Linked DNA regions of Homo sapiens: all the other regions are linked to region 2. A link is a contact called in ENCODE Hi-C or POLR2A ChIA-PET data. All regions are on one chromosome and are shown on one strand. Each heading gives the region's core, a stretch centred on a gene start or an enhancer-like site at or near the end of the contact. The rest is flanking DNA. Distances are from core to core; before and after follow the strand shown. Region 1 holds the start of RBP2 (retinol binding protein 2). Region 2 holds the start of RBP1 (retinol binding protein 1). Region 3 overlaps NMNAT3 (nicotinamide nucleotide adenylyltransferase 3).

Region 1 (3,212 bases), core at 628-3,127, 63 kb after region 2:
TTTACATTTACTTCTTCCTGGCAGCTTAAAAATGTTAACAAGCACAGGACATTTATTATTTTAATATTTTAGCTAACAGAAAGGATAAATTCAAACCCCAAACCAAGGTCAGAGCAGAACAGAACTTTTTTTTTTAACCTATGTAGATCCCATGCCAAGTAGATAAACTTTTTTCTTGTCTGTTGCTGCAGATTTTGACTAATTTACACCCTCAATGAGGGAGTAGCCCTTCAAGTGCCTGGCTTTATATAGACATCTCAGTTTCAAATTTGCGTCTTACACCAAGACAAATTCCTCCCCCCTCAATGCCCATGAAAACCCAAGCCCCTGGCTTAGTGCAATTAGCAACTCCTGTCTTGCCCCCAGCCCCTTCCCCTACCAGGCCAGCTTCTCATTACACATTCTTACAGGAGAGGCCTACGGGGTAGGAGGCCTCAGTTGCAGGCAGGAGGGACGGTGGAGGCCCTGGAATTTGACCTGGGAGGGACTATCTACTTCTCCAGCCCAGGAGGCTGAATGCTCAGTCTACAGCAGCTTCTGGCTGGACTTCACAGGATGAATCTCCAAGGTTTCTTATCTGTCTACTCCTTCCTCCACTCATTTTCCATTTGTGGTAAAGTTATTTCTTTCTCACCCCTTACCTTTCCCCATTGGCCTTTTGACAACAGCTGGGCCATTTTTCACTCTGTCTTCCTAACTCCAGTGTATTTACTGAAAGATAAATGTGCTGTTTTATATCCCTCGTACCACACACAGAGTCATTTACTTAGATTTCACAGCACAAGGATACATATATGAGAGCTGCAGTGTCATCATCAAAATAGGTCTCACTTTGGGAACTCATGGTATATCTGTCTCAGGCCACACCTCCATTCTTCACAGTCACTTCTCAGACACCACATCTTGGAATAGAGTGTCAGAGCAATAAACTAAACCCATTTCCATTGGGACAGCCCATTTGGAGAACATTCCTGAACCAAGGGTCCTTGTCCAGCTATGCCCCCACTTTGATCCAGGTGATCCTCAGCTTTCCCCTTGGATCTTAAAACAACATTCCACTACCCCTCTGCCTCCATCTGGACTCCCTCCAGGCTCAGCTTGCTTTTAGCAGAATCATGTTCCCAGAAAACACTTTTCTCATGTCTCACCCTGCTGCTAGGAAGTCCACAGGGCACCTTGCTTCCACAGGGAAGCAAGAGAGATTTGGTCTCTTAAGTCAGGCTCCAAACCTCTTTCAAAGCTGACCTAGCACACTGTTGAAGAAAAGGATTTGGAGCCCAACAGATCTGAGTTTGAATCCTGGCTCAACCACTTACAAGTTGTGATTAGACATGTGATTTAACCTCCATGATCCTTTCTCATCTGTAAAATAAGGATGGTTAAACATAACTCACAGAGCTCTTGTAAGCTGAAACAAGATGAAGTATGCATGCTGCCTGGAACAGAGTAGAGTAGAGCTCCACAGGTGTGAATTCTGTCTTTTCAGTTTCACCAGCCTTGCTATGAGTGCTGGATTCATGGCTGATAGACTCCAGGCTTGAGGCCTGGGTACTAGTGACCCATAGTACATGTGGGGTAGACCCTGGATGTTTGTTTTCTTCCATTACTGGATGAAATGTTCTGTGTGGGACAAGGGGCCCATGGGGACCCAGCCAGCCAAAAATGAGCTGCTCTAGGGCCCTGCTTATGGTGCAGGACACTAGGACACCCACGCCTGGCCATACCAGGACTTTGTTCGTGGGTTACCTATAGTCTCGCTGAACTTTACAAAGAAAAGTTCTTTTGAGTTGTGCTTCTGCCCTTTGAACCTCTTATCTTCAGAGTCACAAACCTGGCCCACTAGGCTATAAAAGAAGCTCATTCCAGTGTATTCTCCCTGCAGCCTGCTCCTTGCCATCCACCACAAACCCTCACCGAACCAGTGGCCACCACCATGACAAGGGACCAGAATGGAACCTGGGAGATGGAGAGTAATGAAAACTTTGAGGGCTACATGAAGGCCCTGGGTAAGGAGGAGACTGGGGATGGGGAGGGTAGCTGTTGTTGGGAGTACTGTGGTCTGGCCCTCCAGACAGTGCTGCTATGGAGTTCAACAGACCTGTGGCAAATCCTCATGCCTCATGTACAGCTGTGCAATATTAGGCAGATCATAAGAATTCTCTGAGGCTCAGTTTTCTCATCTGGAAACTGGGAATAATGATAAATGAGATTATGTCTAGGATGCCTTAGCACAGTGCCTGGCCCACAGAAAACATACACTGAATGTGTATGTCAGGAGGATACACACACAACAGAGTAAAGCCAAACTTGAGAGGATAACACAGTCGCTCTTCTGCCTTGTGACCACCATCTCTCTGATAACCACTTGGACCTGATATTATCCACCAATGACCTCTGCATTGTTCTTTTATCAGTTTTGTAATGGGGAAGCAGAAAAGAAATAGCTAGCAAATCTCTCAGCCTAGGGAAAATCAAGCTCATGGAAGCCTAGAGAGGCTGTTGTCAGATAGCACAAACAACCCACTGCTTATATGACTTCTGAACTGGGTTCCAGGCCAAGGGCTACCAATTGGTGCATGTCCTGAGTTCACCACAGAGTGGGTTCCCTGTGGAACTGGCAGAAAACACATAGCCCTGCCCAGCCTACAGGTTCTGCCTGGGACTAGAGTGAGTGGGTCCCCAGAGGGGAGCTCACAGTTACTGGGTGGCTCCTGTGCTCCAGGTGCTGAGCAAGGGGCTTTGGCTGCCTGACCTTATTCCATCCCTCAGCAGCCTCTTTATCACCTCTTCTAGCTTTAAAGTTCTCCACATATGGGGTAACTTCGCTGGAACTTCCTCCACATGCAGAATGAGAGAAACGGCAGTGGGTGGAGTTAGAGGCCCAATAATAACTTGGATATGATGGTGGGAGGTCTCTCCAAGAGTGGAAATCATGAGTTTTTTGGTGTGATAAACTTCTAGCTTGAAAATGTCCACCATGTCAATGAAAAAGGAGAGCTGTGATATGTTCCATATTTGTGGAACTAAGCACTTTCTTCATGTTCTTTTTTTTTTTTTTTTTTTTTTTTATTTTGGGGACAGAGTCTCGCTCTGTCGCCCAGGCTGGAGTGCAGTGGCGCGATCTCAGCTCACTGCAAGCCCACCTCCCGGGTTCATGCCATTCTCCTGCCTCAGCCTCCAGAGTAGCTGGGACTACAGGCACCCGCCACCAC
Region 2 (3,198 bases), core at 204-2,703:
TCCTACAGTACACAGGACAGGCTCCTGTAACAAAGACTTATGTGGCCTAGAATGTCAGTAGCACAGAGATTAAGAAACAAATCCTAGTCTAGGGAAAGAGGGTGAGAAGCGCTGAAATCCAAGTTGCTGCCTGGGAGGAAGCTGTCTCTACCCTGAGGAAGAGGCTCCTTTTCCTAATTCAGCCTGCACTGTGAGAACACATGTGAGCCCCAGGGAGGCACCCTGGGGAAGGTGGTGCTAGAGGGGAAGAAAATGTTATCTGCTGTCACTTAGGCTGTGATTTGTGCAAAAAGCGATTTAAAAGAGGTAGTCAAAAAGAGGGTCAAAAAGTCAGCCCATGTGATTATGTCATCTACTTGGTGGCAAATGCAGTTAAACCACAATGACATACCCACGCAGGTGACAAAGGAGATGTGATCAAAGATTTTCATTGCAGTACTGCTTTTAATAGTGAAAGATCAGAAACAATATAGTTTGTCCATCAGGGGACAAGCTGGATAAGCAATGGAATACTCCGTAAAATAATGGGGATACTTTCTATGTACAGCTATGGAAAAGTCTCCAGAATATATTAAGTGAATAAAGCAAAGTCCAGAACACCGTGGAGTACAGTGCTGCCATTAGGTGAAACGGGAGGAAACATTAATAAACAGTATATTGCTTACATTTGCATAAAGCAGCAGTGGATCTCAAAGTTGATTGTGCATCAGAATCACCCAGAAGGCTTTTTTAGCCACATGCACTTCAAATAACATCAACTATTTTACTTATTTATTTATTTATTTATTGAGCCAGAGTCTCACTCTGTCGCCCAGGCTGGAGTGTAGTGGCACGATCTCGGCTCACTACAACCTCCTCCTCCCGGGTTCAAGCTATTCTCCTGCCTCAGCCTCCCGAGTAGTTGGGACTACAGGCGCCCGCGACCACGCCCGGCTAATTTTTTGTATTTTTAGTAGAGACGAGGTTTTACCGTGTTGCCCAGGCTGGTGTCGAATTCCTGACCTCAGGTGATCCGCCCGCCTCGGCCTCCCAAAGTGCTGGGATTACAGGCGTGAGCCGCCGTGCCCGGCATCCTTTCTTTTATTTTCGGGAGAGACGTGGAAAGTGCCCCAATTTTCTCGCCCGTAGTTGAACCTCCCAGCTTTCCTGACCCCAGCCACCACCGGCGCGAGGCTTTAGACAAAGGCCTGTAAGTGGCCTCTTTCCTTAATCACGCCAGCACAAACCCCAGGAGATTGTTTCCCAACTCCCGAGTGGCTGCTGAGTGTGAGAAGTTAATGGCGTTTGAAGGAAATCCCCAGCAGCCGAAGAGTTCGGCCAACAAAGCAAACGTCCCGTCTCCGGTCTCCTCTTCCTTTGTAGGGGAAACGAACTGAACGTCTGAAACGAAGGTGGCGCGGCCTGGACAAACCTGACCCTTCGACATCCCCCGCCCCTGCGCCCGCCCTCGCTAAGCGGGGAGGAGCGACCGCTACAATGGATCCTCCCGCAGGCTTTGTGCGCGCTGGGAATCCAGCTGTCGCCGCCCCGCAGAGCCCCCTGTCCCCGGAGGGCGCTCATTTCCGGGCCGCCCACCACCCGCGTAGCACCGGCAGCCGCTGTCCCGGCAGTCTCCAGCCGTCCCGCCCGCTTGTGGCCAACTGGCTCCAGTCACTCCCCGAAATGCCAGTCGACTTCACTGGGTACTGGAAGATGTTGGTCAACGAGAATTTCGAGGAGTACCTGCGCGCCCTCGGTAAGCGCTGCCCGCTGCGCCCTGGGCGCCCCGCCGAGCAGCTCCGGGCCGCTCCCTAGAGCCCTCCCGAGACGCTGCCTGCCTGCCTCCATCCCGGCGAGCCGCGGTCCGGTGCCCCCGGACGCCAGAAAGGGCGTCCTCGGCCACCGCTCCCAGGGCAGCCCCCAGGCTGCAGATTGGAGAATTCGGGGTTGTTAGGTTAACCGGTGGCAAATGTCTGCTCGTTGGCCCTGGAGGTGGGTAATTTCATTAGTAAATCTGGGGCTTGGTTTGCTACTTTTTGTTTTTAAACGGTTAACATAAGAGCAGAAAACTTTGTTGGGGGCGGCAGGGGAGGCACAGGCAGGCTGTGCGCAGAGACAACGCAAAGCCAGCGGGAACCCTAACAGTGTTCGCGGGCGGAGAGGGCTCCTGGGGCCCCGCTACCTTGGGAACGGTTCTCTGAGTTTCCCTGCCAACTCTCTGGCGCTCTCTCTCTCCCCGTTCAACCCCCACCGCAGACGTCAATGTGGCCTTGCGCAAAATCGCCAACTTGCTGAAGCCAGACAAAGAGATCGTGCAGGACGGTGACCATATGATCATCCGCACGCTGAGCACTTTTAGGAACTACATCATGGACTTCCAGGTTGGGAAGGAGTTTGAGGAGGATCTGACAGGCATAGATGACCGCAAGTGCATGGTGAGGATTCGCGTCCACCTGGTGTCTCCTGCCCAGGGGGCCTGACCAAGGGCTGGGCTAGTTCATCCGAGAGGGGGCAAGGGCCTGAGGGACTGAAAACTCTTCCCACTCTCAGCCCCCATGGTGGGCAGCACCAACTCATGAAGCATCCTGCTCTATCTACACTGGAAGGTGATGGTTATGAAGGCTGCCATGTGCTGTGTCTCCACTGCGTTCAGGCACTCTGCCCGGTGCTTTATGCACATGACTTCACCTAAGCCTCACACAGCCTTTGAGGGAGATATGAATATGCCCATTTTACAGATGAAGAAACAGTCTCAAAGAGATGAAGTAACATGTCCAGAGTAGCACAGCTAGGGAGGGTCTGGAGTTCAAAGCATGTCTGTTGATGCCGTTCTCTGGCTGACTGGGCTGGTGGAGGGTAAAAGAAAAGAAAGGAGGAAAGAAAAAAGAAACACAGGTAACCCCTTTGAAGTGTAAACTTTCAGTATGACTTAGTGTGAAGTCACTCCAGGAAGCTGGGGGCCCCTTGATCTCTGCTGGAAGCCCCCTGATCTGCCCATCCTTGCCCCAGAGCTGGGATTTGGCTCCTGGCCATCCCCTGCCCCACCCTGTCATCCAATGCCTACTGAGCATTCTTTGAACTTTGCAGCTGACACCTATTCAGTAAGTCAGGGCCCCTCCAGCCCAGACCAGAGGAAACAGCAGTGGGGGAAGAGGGAGGGCCAAGAGCTCCCTTCCACAAGGGTGGGAAACTCCTGACCCAGGACATCCCAATTAGTAC
Region 3 (3,388 bases), core at 125-2,624, 62 kb before region 2:
TTTACGTTGGAGCCCAGTGCTAAGTTAATAAAATAACCTTGGATGACTGAAAGGAAGTGGTCTCTCTATAGCCAATGCCAATCTGTGGTTCTCCACTAGCACATAAGAATTGCCTGGGATGCTTGTGAATAATTAAAGTGCCTAAACCTCACTGCCAGTAAGCAGATTTGGTTACAATCTGGAATTTGCATTTTTGTCAATGACATCAATGCAGACTTCACTTTGAAAAATACCAGAAGGAACTGACATTAATATATTGTCTTCTATCCTGTTCATTCTACCCAATGTCAATTTTAGGAAAAAATCTTGTTTCAAGTTTCCTGTTCCTGTAGCAGTTTCAGGAGCAGCCCAGGCAAGGGAGGTTGACTGGTGGGCCAAGCAGGTCTCTTCCCTAATACAATGCTGTTAACCTCAAGGGCAGAGTCCACAGCTCCATCAGATGTGCTTAAAGAATTAAGAAAATGGCTTCCTGATTTCTACAGTGATTCCTTCCCATTTAGTGAGTAATCATTAGTCTTAACATGAATAATGCAAAAAAGGCAGCTAAGCAGTTTAAATTTTATCCATAAAATTAAGCCCTGTGTTTCACCACAGCATTTAACTCCATGACCTATTTTATTGAATCCCCCGCATATCTTGGACAGCTTCCTTGAGTGTAAATTACCATGAAGGTAAATTGAAAATGTATCAAGAAATGGGCAAGGATGTTAATGCAGAATCAAGGCATCATCGAGCTTCAGTTGTTATGAAGATTTTTTAAAGTATCTTTCCAATACAGTTAAAGTGAAAAGAATTGATTTGATTAACAAGGCTTTACCTTTCTTAGGTTACCATCTGCCTTCAACATTGTAGGTGATTCAGTTTCAATGTCCCATCCTCCAGAAAACGTGTTCCAACCTGTTCAGAGCTTCTTTCGGGCTCCTGACACTTCCCTCATGTGTTTCTGCCCAGCAGTGACTACCCATCTGGAGACTGTCCAACTCCCTTGGGACTTTATCCCCCACCCCCAACCCCATCCTGTGAGAGCAGGGCTCCCATCATATTTATTTCTGAATCCACATTGCTGGTACACTCTCTGGCTTGAAGTGTGTGCTAAACTGTCTGCTAAAGAATCAGTGTGTTCCCCTCTTGACTTAAAAGCAGGAAAGGAAATGTTATTTGTAGTGAAAACAAGGAGGCAGGTAGGGGAAAATTCAGATTCTACTGATATTTCTAGTGTGCTTTCCAACCGTGTATCTGCCCCTGAACTATCCCTATATTAGTCATTTGAGTCTTACGCCATGCCTCCGAAGTGTGTGGTATTATTTATTCTTATTGCACAAGTGAAGGGAATAGGGTATAGAGAGGTTAAGTAATTTGCCCCAGGTCACACAGCTCATAAGTAGCAGAGGCTCACACTTAGGTCTGTCTCTGCATGCTGGACCTCAAATTCCTGTTACTGCAAAGCCTGGCTTGAAAGGACAGTTGAAGTAACAGATTGCCCAGGCTCAGTTATTTGTTAATAGAGGACAGAGCTGCTTTGCCTAGATTCCACACATGGAGGATGTCCAGTGCAGTGTTGAGCAGCTTGCCTTCAGCAGGAGCAGACTTTATGCCCAGCCAGAACTGCCTGATTACAACCTGTCCTCACTGCCTGCTCCCTGGCTGCCTTTCTTCCTATGTGAGGTTCCTGCCAGGTCTGAGGATCCCAAAGAGAAGGTAATGAGTTTTTGAGGGGCCATGAGACCCTAGCATTTGGGAGTTCTGGTGAGTGCTTTTTAAAACCCACCTACTGCGAAAAGATTCTGGTCAGTGGGCAGAGAGACACAGCTGGGTGTTAAATGATGGGAGACAGAGGCTTGCAAAAAAGGAGATTCTAATGCTCCAAAAGCAGGCAGGACCCCAACGGAGCACCCCTTCCTCTGGAAGCTATGTAAGGGCTCAGACACACAGAAGGTGCTGCCAGCCAACCAGTGCCACATGTCTGAGACTCAGAGAGATGATTGCAGAGAAAGGAACAGGAAAAAGAAGAAACAAAAACATCCTTTCTGCCAGGTGTGGTGGCAGGCATCAATTTCAAAGGCCTCTTTGTGACTGGATTGAAAAAGCCAGGAGCAGGGAGAAGAATAGATCCAGGTGGCAGGCCTATAATCCCAGCACTTTGGGAAGCCAAGGTGGGTGGATCACCTGAGGTCAGGAGTTCGAGACCAGCCTGACCAACATGGTGAAATGCTGTCTCTCCTGAGAAATACAAAAAAAATAGCCAGCGTGGTGGTGGGTGCCTGTAATCCCAGCTACTCGGAAGGCTGAGGCAGGAGAATCCCTTGAACCCAGGAGGCAGAGGTTGCAGTGAGCCAAGATTGCGCCATTGCACTCTAGCCAGTGCTACAAGAGCAAAACTCCGTCTCAAAAAAAAAAAAAAAATCCTTTCTATCCAGGACCAAAGGGAAGTTTAAACCCTATGAAATATTGCTGCTTTGTTGTTTACTTTGCCAAATTCTTAAGAAGTTGCACACAAAGAAAGCAGGACATTTGGAAATAAAGAAAGAGAAACCTCATACTGACAAGCTCAGGCACTGAAAGATTCTGAAGACCAAAGTGGGCTTTATAGTGTGCAGGAAGAGTTTGCTGATTGAAAGGAAGACTCTTCACACACAAAGAAGTAAGAGAAATTGAAGCCAGACAGAAGAGCACATATTCCAAGGGCACTGAGGAGAGAGGGCAGATGATCACACTTCCAGTAATGGCCACCGTGGTCCCAGCTGGCCGACTGTGCTGCCAGAGGGCTAGGCTCCATTTTGGAGTAATGGGAAGACCTGGATCTATTCTTCTCCCTGCTCTTGGCTTCCTCAATCCAGTCACACAGAGGCCTTTGAAATTGATGGGCACTTCTGGCCAGCAGGACACAGGGCGGAGCAGTAAATAGGTGTTCTCAAATTCATTTGGATCACACAGTTGAAGAGCTCTCTGGAGAAACAAAAAAAGATGCAAAACATTAAATAAGCTTGAAGACTGATAAGGAAAATAAAGACAATGGTGCTAAAATGGCCTCAAAGTCTCAGTAGCCACAGCCAGATCATATTTTCCAAGCTTCACTTAGAGGCGAGGTTTAATCACAACAGTCTGTTTGTAAAGGCATGCATAACCATTTAGTTGAGATTCTGGTCTTTTTTATGTTTTTTCTTAACATGCTACATTACCCCAAGCTTCTTTGTTACTTGATTCTTAACACCACTTGTGACAGTTGCTCCTGATCTCTTAGATTTTTGTCTTTCAAGGCCTTTGTTTCCCAGGGTGCACTTCAGCCAACACAACCAAGGGAAGAAGAAAATGGGCAAAAGTGTGCATGAGGTGGTAGGGGCCAGACTGTGCTTGTGCCCACAGAAACACCAAGCTTCTCCCAGCAAAA

What was found. Hi-C counts contacts between places; a loop is a spot of excess contacts on that map. ChIA-PET counts read pairs that join two places held with the same protein, here RNA polymerase II (POLR2A).
Region 1: a map of PC-9 shows a loop between it and region 2 (1.8-fold over the local background). The contact joins the promoter of RBP2 here to the promoter of RBP1 in region 2. A Hi-C loop is called at or near these places in 2 of 168 maps with a recorded cell type or tissue (PC-9 and endothelial cell of hepatic sinusoid). POLR2A ChIA-PET finds 5 or more read pairs at or near these places in 2 of 52 experiments (GM10248 and PC-9).
Region 3: a map of mammary epithelial cell shows a loop between it and region 2 (1.9-fold over the local background). The contact joins the enhancer-like site here to the promoter of RBP1 in region 2. A Hi-C loop is called at or near these places in 3 of 168 maps with a recorded cell type or tissue (MCF 10A, astrocyte of the cerebellum and mammary epithelial cell). POLR2A ChIA-PET finds 5 or more read pairs at or near these places in 2 of 52 experiments (MCF 10A and OCI-LY7).

The regions. Positions count from the first base shown.
Region 1 is chr3:139,475,181-139,478,392 of GRCh38, reverse strand. RBP2 (retinol binding protein 2) reads left to right here and starts at 1,877. Exons shown (of 4, transcript NM_004164.3): 1 at 1,877-2,006. The coding sequence starts at 1,934. The region is part of intron 3 of COPB2-DT (COPB2 divergent transcript); the gene reads right to left.
Region 2 is chr3:139,537,997-139,541,194 of GRCh38, reverse strand. RBP1 (retinol binding protein 1) reads left to right here and starts at 1,453. Exons shown (of 4, transcript NM_002899.5): 1 at 1,453-1,735; 2 at 2,236-2,414. The coding sequence starts at 1,477. All of the region lies in intron 3 of COPB2-DT (COPB2 divergent transcript), which reads right to left. RefSeq lists an enhancer at 2,378-3,198.
Region 3 is chr3:139,599,322-139,602,709 of GRCh38, reverse strand. All of the region lies in intron 4 of NMNAT3 (nicotinamide nucleotide adenylyltransferase 3), which reads left to right. Among named protein-coding and RNA genes, the nearest start is that of RBP1, 61 kb to the right of the region's middle. Within about 2 kb of position 1,374, at least 2 of the 41 ENCODE cell types and tissues checked have a DNase peak (open chromatin) inside an H3K27ac peak, as active enhancers do; they include mammary epithelial cell, where a contact is called at or near this core.